Linked DNA regions of Mus musculus: region 1 is linked to region 2. A link is a contact called in ENCODE Hi-C or POLR2A ChIA-PET data. All regions are on one chromosome and are shown on one strand. The core of a region is the stretch at or near the end of the contact, and the rest is flanking DNA. Distances in the headings are between cores, read along the strand shown. Region 1 has its middle 38 kb from the start of Gm20758. Region 2 holds the start of Phlda1 (pleckstrin homology like domain, family A, member 1).

Region 1 (5,867 bases), core at 3,013-5,512, 330 kb before region 2:
TCACTAGATTGCACCACACACACACACACACACACACACACACACACACACACACGTATGTATGTATGTATGTATGTATGTATGTATGTATCACATATCACAAGCAAACACACACCAAGACAGAAGAGGGGGAGGAGCTAGAGAGATGGCTTAGCAGTTAAGAGCATCGGTTACTCTTTCAGGTGACCCAGGTTCACTTTCCAGAACCCATGTGACAGCTCACAGCCATCTGTAAGCCTGATGTCCTCTTCTGGCCTCCATGGTCACCAGGCATACACATGGGACAGAGATATGCATGTAAGCAAAATACTCACATAAAACACAAAAATAAATAAAACTACAAAAAAAAAGAGAGAGAGAGAAGCAGAATTAGAAGAAGGAAAAGAAGTTGAAGTTGGCTAAGGTGAATTTGTTGTTATTTTCTTCACAACATGAAGTATATTTTAATCTTCACATTGTCATTTCCTCTCTGTGTGACCTTATACAAGCAGCCCGGTTAACACATTGAGCCGGTTTCCTCATCTAAAAGAATATAAGAATAATAACCAATACAGTAGAGAGTTTTGTAAGGATTAAGTGAGCTTAGCCTTCTGCCAGTTCCTGGAACACTGTGCACAGTGAAGAAACAGTGGTTATTATTATACTCATTGTTATTACAGTAATTAACTCTGGCTCCATACTTCACAAATAATATTGACAATTTGGGGCCCATCCAGAAGAGCACAGTCTGGCGAAGGGGCTGGGAACCACAATTGTGAGGAAAGACTGACAGAGCTGAGGATGTTTGTCTTGGAAAAGACAAATTTTAAGAGGAATATGATAGCTTTTAAAAAATTACCAAGAGTTTCTTTATAAAGGAGGGATTAGACATATTTGATGTTGTTCTAGGACATGCAACCAAAGCCAACTCTTTATAACCTAAAAGCCAAATTGTCCAAAATCAAACTTAAGTTGAATTCTACTTATTAAAAGCAAAAACATCTTAAGAGATTTTTTTTTCAGATGTTTGATTAAGGAAATTATATGGAACCACTTGAAATGGCCACGATAGGGTTTATATCAACATTACAATGTATGCACAGGGCCAGCAGGATGGCTCGGGCTGTACAGACCTGACTGCTAGAGGCTAAACTTGACACCTAGATCCCAGGTAAAAGTGGAAGAAGAGAGCCAGACCCTCAAGGTTGTCTTCTGACTTCCATATGCGTGCTGTTGTCATGTACATCACATGGCTTAAGTTTTTAAGTGTTTAAAAGTCGATGGTGCGATGTCAATTGCAAAAGAAGTAAACAGTGAAATTGAAATGTATGTGTATGTATTCTCTGCTCTGAGTGGGAGGAGGAAAGGCAAGGAGAGAGGGAGGAAGGGAAAGAGGAAGAATGGATGCAAGAGAAAAGGTGAGAGAGAAGTGGAGAGAGAGGGGTGTGCGGGGAGAAAAGAGAGGGAGAAAGGGAAAGATATTTGAAAGGACAGAGAAAGAGGGAAGGAGGGAGGAGAGAGAGGGAAGAGAGAAAGACAGAGAAAGACAGAGATTGAGGGAGAGGAGAGAGAGGAGGAGAGAGGGAGAGATAGAAGGAGAGAGAGAAAGAGAGAGAGAACACAAATGAAGCATGGTGCTATACTAGATGACATAGCAAGTTTCCATTCCCTCCAAGTGTAGAGAAAATCTCTTAAGAGTATCACCTGTCAACAAAAAATGCCTATGGCCAATGAGCTAAGGCAAGAAACAGGAGGTGGGACATCTGGCAGAAGGAGAGAGAATTCTGGGAGATAATCTGAACTCAGGAGATTTGCCTAGAACACCGAGAAGACAAGGAGAGGAAACTGGCCATGCAGCTGAACTCAGGTTAGGAAAAAAAAATGCGATAATGAATTATGAGCTAGTTAGTAAACAAGCCAAAGCTTACGGTATATGAATGTATTAATTAATGATTAGTCTCAGAGTTGTTATTTCTGGGAGTTAAGTGGTAGGGAGGAAAAATCTTAGTTTTACACCCATGTTTTCAAGCAGAGGCCAGGCAAGCTCTCAGGTGGAGCAGCATGAGAAGGAACCAGGGGAGGAGCACAGGCGGGTGAAGCCCTGAAATGATCTCAACGCCCCACGGTCTATGCTTCCGTTGAATATGTTGTTGAATTGTGCAGACACAAAAGACTGCTCTATTAAGCCACAAAGAAAATACCAAGGCTCCCTAAAAATCTTCCCAACTAAAACAGTGAAAATATTTAACCCCAAGAGATCCAAAAGGCTGGACCTTGTGGTCCAGCAGGGCATTGTGGGATAAGGTAAAGAGTATTTGGGTCACTGCTTTTCTTCTGCCCCAGCGAGAGCCTGTCAACCTCTCTGAACTTCACCTTCTGGATTCTTCCTTATAAAGGAGGAAGTTGGATGCTCTGTAATTCTGAACGCTTATGAGTCACACAGATTATTTTATCTGATAACTAGGAACTTAGTAGGGAATTAGAAACCACCGGAACTTTGTAAATAAGAATTTTCTAAGGACACTAAGAAGGAAATAACACCAACAGAGGAGAGCTTTGGCTCCAAAGCCAAGGGTGATCATTGAGTGAAAAGCTCAGGGCCCCGAGACAGCTTGTATCCAGGGTGGAGTTGTCCCAGAAGGAAGGTGTACGGCTTGCCCACAAGATGTCATTCAGCAGATACCTGTATGCATTTCTTCCTCTTTGATGGACAAGATGTGATCCTTCATCCACGTAGAATTTTCTACAAGGGCTCATAGGAATTTTGCTGTCTTCAGCATTGAAGGATGGGGTTTGATACTCCTCTGAGATAAACCTGTTTCCTGTACTGTAACTCAGGTGATTTATAGTGGTGTCAGAACACGAACTTTTCCTTTCCCGTGTGGACCCACAAGTTATGCCTCCTCAGCCAGGCTACAGAGCTCTCTACAAAGCAGTCAAGCCCACTGAATATGCATGAGGCCATGAAAGAGGCATTTACCCAGAAGGCTGGAGGATGGCCTCAGCCTCTTCAAATCTTTCCTTATTCTTCACAGACTATCTTGTGACAATGGAGCAAAGTAAGCCTTGCTGTGCCATGCTCCTCTCCTGGGAGCTGGCTGTCATCTACAGTGTGGATGATGAAGGAATCATTGTAAAGAAGACAATAGCCCAGAGGGCCCTGCTCTGGTGCCCAGAACAGACTCGGTATTCTCAGCACAGTGATCTCAACGCTTACCACCTATATAGAAAGAGGTATATCGAACTCAAGTACAACAGAACTCTTCTGTTAATAATCCTTAAGGTGAATTTCCAAATAAGCCATTATACAAGCAACAACTGAGATAGTTCAGTATGTTCATAATATTAACAGACATCACCTCTGTCTAGATTCAAAACATTTCATGCTTTCAAAATAAAATCTTGACTCCATTGAACAGTTAAATTGAAATTCTCCCATCTGTCCAGTTTCTGGCAACTATGGATGAATTTTCTGTGTCTAAAGATTTATCCCCTCTGGATATTTAATATAAATGGAATCACATACAAAATTTAGCCTTTTGCCTCTGGGATGATGTTCTATTACTAATTCCTCGTTATTTACACAGGCAGCCACATTTTAATAAAAATTATGTAATATTACTAAGAGGTTTCTCTGCCAACACAATAAGCCAATTCAAGTCAACATAAGCAGGCCGATTAGGAGGCAGCTCTGGGGAGGCATCACTGCTCTCACTGGTGGCTAAAGAAAAGGAGTTTTCTAGAGCTTGGGCAAGGAGTGATATGCTCAGCTGGGAGCTGGCCTTGCGTCCTTACAGGGTCAAAAACTGAGCCTTGGGCGGGCACTCTTGGGTGGGTTGCCGGAAACCCAGGAATGAGGAATGATGAGTTAGCACACAGTTTTCTCTGTGTGGGCAGGGTGTGGGGAGGGAGGGCAGATGGGGTTTCCCAGCTTGTTCAGGGGCAAGCATGAGTTCAGGCCTTATATTATATTATATTATATTATATTATTTGACCTAACAAGCTTTTAAGAGGATATTTGAGAATTATCTAAAATGCCCAAAGTGCACAAACATGTCTATTATCTGATTCGACTCAGATATCTGCCCCTTACAGCCAGAAGTTAGAACACAGAGTGACATTCCTACACTTGGAAGAACAGAGACTATCTGCAACAGAACCCTAGAGAAAGGAAGTCAGGAATGAGAAAGATGAGGTCCAGGGTGAGAAGCCAGGGTCCCCGCTCAGCTTAGGGGACTCAGCCAGTGGAACTCGGGGCCAGCCACCTCAGGAGCACTGGCTCTTGGCGGCTGCTCAAGGACACTTCCCACTGATCTTTGGACCAAGTGTGGCTAATTCCGTTCAGCTGGTGTCGATTAGCTAACCTCCTGTGCTTTGAAATCACTGTTTACTTTTTTCCCCTTAATCACATTAGCCTGTTGGGGTTGTTCTTTCATTCTCTCTGACCTTTAGTTTTAAATTATATGTTACCGATGGTCTTAGTTTGTGGTTGGCTTGATGTGTTTTCCTTTCCTTCCCCCCCCCAGCCCTTCCATTCTTTCCTCTTTCTTTTGCAGGTGTAGCCACCATTCAACCTAGCTGTTTTATTATTATTATTATTATCATTATCATTATTTTATGGCTGTTTCTTAAGCTCTCTTTTGTCTCTAGTGTTTGCTTCTTTGAGAAGTTGTATCAAGGAAAACTGAATGTAGAGCCCAGTTGGGAGGAAGGGCTCGCTCTCCTTGAGAAAAAGGCTCCCGGGAATCCATCTCCAATTAGCCATGCTCCAGCCAGTTGTGTCCAGCCTGTGTTCCTCTGGCTGCAGGTAGCCAAGGCTGTGAGAATGTGGCCCAACACCAAACTGTAACCTTATTTAAGACATTGAGATTTGTTTGGCTGGTTGATTTGCAACTTCACTGAACAGTTCGTGAGCATGCACTTTGTTGATGATGACATCCTGCCACGGTGCCAAACGGTTGGACTTTCCTGCAGGGGAAGAGGAGCTTCCTGCCTGAGAGAAATTGATAAGAAAGCGCCCTGACTCCCTTTCATGGGTCTTCTCTACTAGGTACTTTACATCAGGTTCCTCTTTCACCTAGGAGGAGCAGAGGCCAGACTTTGATCCCACCCTCCCTGGATACCAGTCTCCTAGCCGACAGAGTGGCCAGTGAGCCCTGTTTTTTTCTGGAGAAGAAACATTTAGCAGCTCTACCTGAGAACCTGCCTGAAAGGAACTGCTATCAGGTGCATTGGGTCACCTTCAATAGGAAATGAGCTGTGCCCAAATCTGGACGTTCAGACCTCAGCCTCCAGAAAGCTAGCCCCTACTTGATTTCTCTGTTTAGCTTGTGCAAAACTAAACCAGAGATTTCTCCCTCACCTGGCAACCTGCTGAGTGGTCTCATCTCAAGTCCTTTTCATCTCTACAGTGTTAACTTTCGTCTAGTCACATCCGATTTTCACTATATTTTGCCTAGAGAAGCATTTTCAATAGAGTGTGTATATGGGTGTACTGGCTGGTTTGTACCAACTTGTCACAAGCTAGAGTCATCAGAGAGGAAGGCACCTCAGTTGAGGAAATGCCTCAATAAGTTACAGATGTGCGGCATTTTCTCAATTAGTGATCAGTAGGGGAGAGTCCAGCCCATGGTGGGTGGTACCATTCCTGGGCTTGGTGGTCCTGAGCAAGCCATGGGAGCAAACCAGTAAGCAGCCTCCCTCCATAGCCTCTGCATCAGCTCCTGCCTCCAGGTCCCTGCCCTGCTTGAGTTCCTGGTCTGACTTCCTTTGATGATGAACAGCAACATGTTAAGTGTAAGCCAAATAAGCCCCTTTCTTCTCAATTTGCTTTTTGGTCACGATGCTTTGTTCCAACAATAAAAATCCCAGCTAAGGCAGTAGGAAGA
Region 2 (6,284 bases), core at 1,865-4,364:
CTGTTATGAGTCATAATGTAAAGATCTGATATGCGACCTCTTGTGTTGACCCTCAAAGGGGTCAAGGCCCACAGGTTGAGAACCACTGAACTCGGCTTCTCTAGACTTTTTCTTTCCTTCCAAATGGCGAATTTAGCCACCTCACCAAAACAGGGACGGTCCAGACATCCCCCAGAGCAGGAAAGGGAAAAGTGTCGTTTTCTCTGCCCAGTCTTATTTTCAGGATGAAATTTAAAATGTTATGGTACCCAGTCCTTTGAAATATTTACAAATCACTCTCAGGGTGCATCTAGGACAAAGTAAAAGGCTAAGAAAATGTGGCCCAAGTGACTATGCAGAGGTCTTGGTGCTGGGTAAAAATACTCTCAAGTGGGGCACCCCCTAATTTTAAAATGGAAGCACTAATACTCACAATCAAAATGAGATTTTGTGGTGCTAGGATTGAATCCCCGGGGCACCCGAGCCCAGCTCTCTGCTCCAGGTCTCTACATTTGGTTTCCTATGCAGCCACTACAACCCCCCCACCCCCCAGCAGACTCCACTCACCACACCCCCAAGCCAGGCCTCAGGCTTCCCGCTGGGGTAGCATTTAAATGTTTTCAAACCCAGTGTCATTCATACTGATTTCTTCCTAGAAAAAGCAGGATTGTAACCACCAGGTTTTCATAATTATACACTCTGACCCACTCAGCTTTAGAAAGAGACATCTGTACACACTACATAGCACGTCTATGAAAAAGAGACCTTTAGAAACTGAAAGTAATATCAGAATTTAATTTCAACGTCTTCAAATACAATGAAAGAGTCGACTTTATGAGAATGTCCTGGGAATACTGAACCCATTTTTTTTTCATGTTTGCCCCCCTCCACCACCCCTTTCCCTTTTTCTCTTCCAAGATCAGGGCTTACTAAGAAATCTGTTTCTGAAAATAAAGTTTCTTTTTTTTTTTTCTTTTTTTCTTTTTCTTTTTGGCGAGGAGGGGGAGGAGGTGGCCTACATTCAGAAATGTCTTAGATTAGGCATAAAAAAACTAATAAATAATCATAATCCAAAATAACATTAAAATAAAATTACAGTACATAAATTGTTCCTACAAAGGTCCATTACGTTAGGTGATCCTTCCAAAGGTCCATAAATAAAGTCATCTCGACGCAAAATCTGCTTCCTGCAACTGTGATGAACATTATGCAGAAAACTACGAGGGAACTGCAAGCGCGCGTTATCCGTCGGGTGAAGTCCAAACTACTTGATCAGGCGCGGGGTGGGGAGACTCTGTTGGTTTTGATCCAAGTGAACTGAATAGCAATGCACTCTTCCCACTTTCCGAAGTCCTCAAAACCTGGAAAGAAAGGACACGGAATGAAATGAGTGACTCAGGAGTCAAGACCCTGTTCCCTCCCGGCCAGTACAAAGGACCGAGTGCCCAGAAGGACACCAAGGTCTTTACGTTGGTGCGGAGGCACACAATAAAGCAGCCCAAAGGAGGATGGCACTGAACAAGAGTGATCACCACGGTGGTGGGTAGGTGGTCCCCGTGCCCTGCTCCCTGGCGGAATTCCTCCGGCTCTTCTCTCCCCGCCCTGCCTCTACAAGCTCCGGCTTGCCCATCTTCTTTCCACCTCTCCAGAAACTTGAAACGATTTTTTTTTTTAAACTTTGCTTCGGGAGCGAAATCGGTCAACAAGCTTCCTACTCTTCCCAACAGCCATGCTGGCACGTTTCTAGGTGTCCCAGGTTGCCAGGACCTTACCTTGAGTGGCCCGGGTGCCGCCCTCTTCAGGCAGAGTTGGAGGTGCTGCGGAGAAGCCGGTGACCCTGCGGCTGCGAGTGAAGAGGCTGGTGCGCGTGCTGGAGTTGGTACGGGTGAGGGTGAGGGTGAGGGTGCGGGTGCGGGTGCGGGTGTGGGTGCTGGTGCGGGTGAGAGTAAGGATGAGGATGCGGATGCGGGTAGGAGTGGAGCTGTTGGGGTTGGGGTTGGGGCTGAGGTTGGGGCTGAGGTTGGGGCTGGGGTTGGGGTTGAGGCTGGATCTGCGGCTGGGGCTGGGGTTGGATCTGCGGCTGGGGCTGGGGTTGGATCTGCTGCGTCTGCGGAGGCTGCTGCTGGACCAGGTGCTGCTGCTTCTGCCTGGTAGACTTGACCGCCAGTATGGCCTGGCGATTTTTGTACTGCACCATCTGCAACGTGATCTCGGCGTTCCAGCCCTGGTCCTGGGGGCACCGAAAGTCGATCTCTTTGCCCTCCGTCATCACCACAGTGAAGTACATGTACTTGCCCTTGCGCTCCACGCAGTCTACAGTCTTCATATTGGAAAAGTGCAATTCCTTCAGCTTGACTGGTGGCTCAAGGCTGGCGACGGTGGGGCCACTAGGTTGGGACGGTTCGGCCGTCCCCTGCCCGGGCTGTTGCTGCTGCTGCTGCTGTTGTAGCTGCTTGGGCGGTATGAGCAGTAGCCCTTCCTCGGTGAGGATGCAGCACTTTTTCTTCCAGAGCTGCAGCAGCCCGTCGCTTCGCTTTTCCAGCACTCCTTCCTTCAGCGCCTTGCAGCCGCTGTTCTCCAGCATCCTTCCGGCATAAGGGGTGCTGCTGCTCCGCTCGGCCTTCAGGCTTCCAGACGCTCCGGCTGGGGGTAGCAGTAGCAGCCCTGCGCCGTCCTCGCCCCAGCGGCTTCCGCGGCCGCCCGCCCGGAGCGCGCAGAGAAGGCTGACTCGCAGGAGACAGAGCGGTGGCGGCGGCGGCGGTGGCTCGGGGTCCCGGCAGAGGGACAGGCGCGTCCTGACTCGCCACAAGATCCCGGAGCCGTGAGCGGGCTGCTCTCTGCCGTCCTCCGGCGAGCGCTCACTGAAGGGCACTGGCCGGGGCCCCTCGCGGCGCTTTTCAATGGGCCACCCTCCCCACCCCCGAGTGACACCCAGCGGAAAAGGCGGCTCCTGGCGCCCGCGCCGCGGGGGAAAACCCAGCTCCGAGAGGCGCTCGGCAGCCGGCGTACGCCTCATTAACTTGGGGCCTTCCCAGAGCCCGCCGCGGACACGCCCCCCGCCGCCGGCTCCGCCCCAGCCCCGCCGCCGGCTCCGCCCCCGCCCCGCCCCACCGCCCACGGCCGCCCGCGCCGCCTGGAAGCAGGTTCTGGAAACTCCTGGAGGCTCCACGCGGTCGCTGAGGTCGCCGCGGCTGCCGGGCGGCGACTGCCGACGCCCAGAGGGCGCCGAAAAACCATCCCCCCACGGACCGGCCCTTCCTTAGCAGGTGGGCTCTCCGCTGCGGGGGTGGGTAGCAGATCCAGGCAGGCCTGGGGAGCCACCCCTGGGGTCAACGCGGAGCCGACTCCAGACAAGGGCATAAAACTTAGGGGACGAAGTTCCATAGCGGGCATTACCCCCCCCCCCCCCATAGCTATGTAAACATCTCAGGGAACAAAACCCAAGAGTGCTTCGAGCTTTTTTGTTGTTGGTGTTGTTCAGCCATTAAATAAATAGTTGTTCCTGGGGGCAATTAGCTAAGGCAAAACAATAAAGCTACCAGTTTGTAGTGACAGGGAAATAAGGGTGGACTCACTCCAGGTATACATTCTTGACTTCCTTTCCTGCCACAGAACACAGGCAAAATAGCCAGACTCACCAAGCGGTTTTTGTTTTTGTGAGTGTATGTTTTGCTTGTGTGTGTGTAGTACGTATTGTATGAGAACGCAGGTCAGAAATCAGCAGATCCCTAGAACAGGTTCTGGGAATTGAACCTCTGCGAGGAGTGCCATCTCTCTAGGCCCTCGGGTTTCCTTCTAGATCAGACCTTGCAGTCCACAGCAGTAGCAGGGTAGGCAGATGTCCAGCATTGGGAGGTCATACACACAAGCCTTGGCGAATGTCCTACAAACACCTGTGGGAATCTGACTCTGGAAAGTCCTAGTCTCCGTCTTGCCTTTAAACCTTTCCTGATAAGGTAGACTATAAAGCACAGATCTAGTCTCCAGTTTGGGAAAATAACCTCTAAGCCTCCTCTCACCATAAGGAGATAGGACAAAACAGGCTGTTGGTCAGACAAGGGCTGCTGCCACACCGCCAGGAAGAATCAGGAATCCAATCGAAGAGAATGTCGAGGATGAACTATTCAAAGTCTTTCGTGTGTCGTGCTATGAAACTCGAACTTAATCTGAGAGCTAACAGAAATGTCTTCTCGAAAACAGAGTTCTTGGACCTTCACCCAAGGTTCTGATCAAATGGACCAGTTCAAAAAAAACAATTCTGAGTCTTACATTTGGACTCATTTTACAGCCTTTCGTTTTTGTTCCCCATTCCCCCCCCCCCCCAAAAAAACAAATGTAAAGATTTCTAATGTGATCATGCATAAGCATTATCTTTGTGTATACCAAGAATAGACTTGTAATTCTGATTACTAACCACCTTAATTTCTTTCCCCCACCTCTGTAGAACAGGTCAGCACTCCAGAGTTCCTATACTACCAGCTGTCTTTTTTCAGCAGAACAGCATTCTCTTGTTATCTGGAAAGTGCATTTATAGTATCCAGAGTCCCTAAAGCCAGGTAGAGGTTTGTAGCCAACACAGAGAGGCATAGTTGAGAAAGGTATCCCATTTGGAAAAGCACTGAACTGTGAACTGTAGCCCAGTTTACCAGGCACTATTTTTCCTAAAACAGTTGCAAATGCCCAGTCATCATAGATTTCCAACGTGTTCACTTCATTCTGACTAAAGACTTTAAAATTCCCTGATTCCCTCTGGCTGTTTCACAATTAGTATTTCTGTGGTAAGCTATGTGTACATTGACCACAATAAGTTCCATTATTGGAAATTTAAGTTTCAGAATTTTGTAGCCTGAAACTCTGCTCTGTTTATTTCAACTGCCACCTCACTTAACTGGCTAGAGAGACTTTTTCCTAAAGAAAACAAACAAACAAACAAAATCCTCAAAAGATAAATCGTCAGAAAATGCAGGAAACATTAAAAATGTTTTCCTTTACATAATTAATGGTTCATTCAACTTGTTTTTAAGGTGTTCTGTTTTCCACCTTCCTGGCATAGCCAAGTACTTATTGCCAAAGAGTGAAGCAGATTCCCCAAGCTAGATACTCAGTAGCTCTTATAAACGCCTGATACTCAGTAGCTCTTATAAACGCGCCTTTGACTTTAAGAACTGATCACGGAAAATGGGATATTTTACTTAAAAGGACCCTGAAAAGAAAACTCTAGTTACCATGTAACTAGGAATCAGTAAACATACAAAAGGTCTTCTGGGATGAACTGGTTTAGACACTAGAGCTCCAAGCCTTAGGACCCAATTTCATGAAAATGTCTACTCAGGACACACCCACTGAGGACTCTAAATACACCACCTACATGGCAAGCAGAGAACGAATGCATTCATCACCAGCACCCTGCACTCTGATGGACAAGGGGCCTAGACAGCTCAGAGGGCGGGAGGGAGGGAAGCAAGGTCGGGTGTGGGCAACAGACCAGCTCCGTGCACAAGCTGTGTTCTGCCGTAATCCCAGACCTCGCTTCCCAGTTTCCTGTGTCATCAAGGTTTTTTTTTTTTTTTAACTACTTCAACACATGGGTCATAAAGATTGCAAATGCGTTGAGAACACGTGCCTTTCACCATTCTTTCCTCTCAGTACCTAGCCAGCAAACCCTATCTGCACTTGGTGTATCTTTAAAACGTACTACAGCACGCACTAAACTTGACTCATATTATTCCCTAATTACCATATACATTGAATCCCATGGGGCTTGGAGTTTTTTAGCAATAGTGTTAGGTATTCCTATACCAGCATCCCAATGCCTGCAAGAGTAACAAGAGTGGACAAAATGGCTCAGATGTTACAGTTGCTGGTCTTAAAGGCTATGGCATACTTGCCACCCCACTATATGCACAAAAAAAGTTAAAAAGCTACTATACAATGAAATTATCAGGTATTTTATCAGTGTTTAAAACACAAATAGTCCCACCCACATTGATAAAACCCAAGATTTCCCAACTATTTCCTAGTTTTCTTGGGGGGAACCCTCAAAAATTAATTTCTAACTTCTAAAGTCTATTAATTTTTAATAGACTTCTCAGGGCTATAGCTTTTTGCAGTACAGGCTGATGAGCTGATGCCCCCTAGTGACCAGTTTATGTAGTGCACCTGAACGCCTCAAGAGGCGTTCAAAGGAGGTAAATCTTAAATCACCTAACAGCACCTACAGTGACTGAGGTTTGCTCTCTGGCAACACCCACCCTGCCAGCGTTCTGTTTCATGGAACAAACAGTGCCCATAGCACCTTTTCTTTC

The links. Hi-C counts contacts between places; a loop is a spot of excess contacts on that map. ChIA-PET counts read pairs that join two places held with the same protein, here RNA polymerase II (POLR2A).
Region 1: a loop to region 2 is called in a map of heart, with 2.5 times the contacts of the local background. The contact joins the enhancer-like site here to the promoter of Phlda1 in region 2. A Hi-C loop is called at or near these places in 1 of 37 maps with a recorded cell type or tissue (heart). POLR2A ChIA-PET finds 5 or more read pairs at or near these places in 1 of 5 experiments (Patski).

The regions. Positions count from the first base shown.
Region 1 is chr10:111,833,545-111,839,411 of GRCm38, reverse strand. No RefSeq gene overlaps it. Among named protein-coding and RNA genes, the nearest start is that of Gm20758, 38 kb to the left of the region's middle. Within about 2 kb of position 4,262, at least 1 of the 3 ENCODE cell types and tissues checked has a DNase peak (open chromatin) inside an H3K27ac peak, as active enhancers do.
Region 2 is chr10:111,503,116-111,509,399 of GRCm38, reverse strand. It overlaps Phlda1 (pleckstrin homology like domain, family A, member 1), which reads right to left and starts at 3,114. Exons shown (of 2, transcript NM_009344.3): 1 at 1,752-3,114; 2 at 751-1,340. The coding sequence starts at 2,995. The coding sequence ends at 1,778.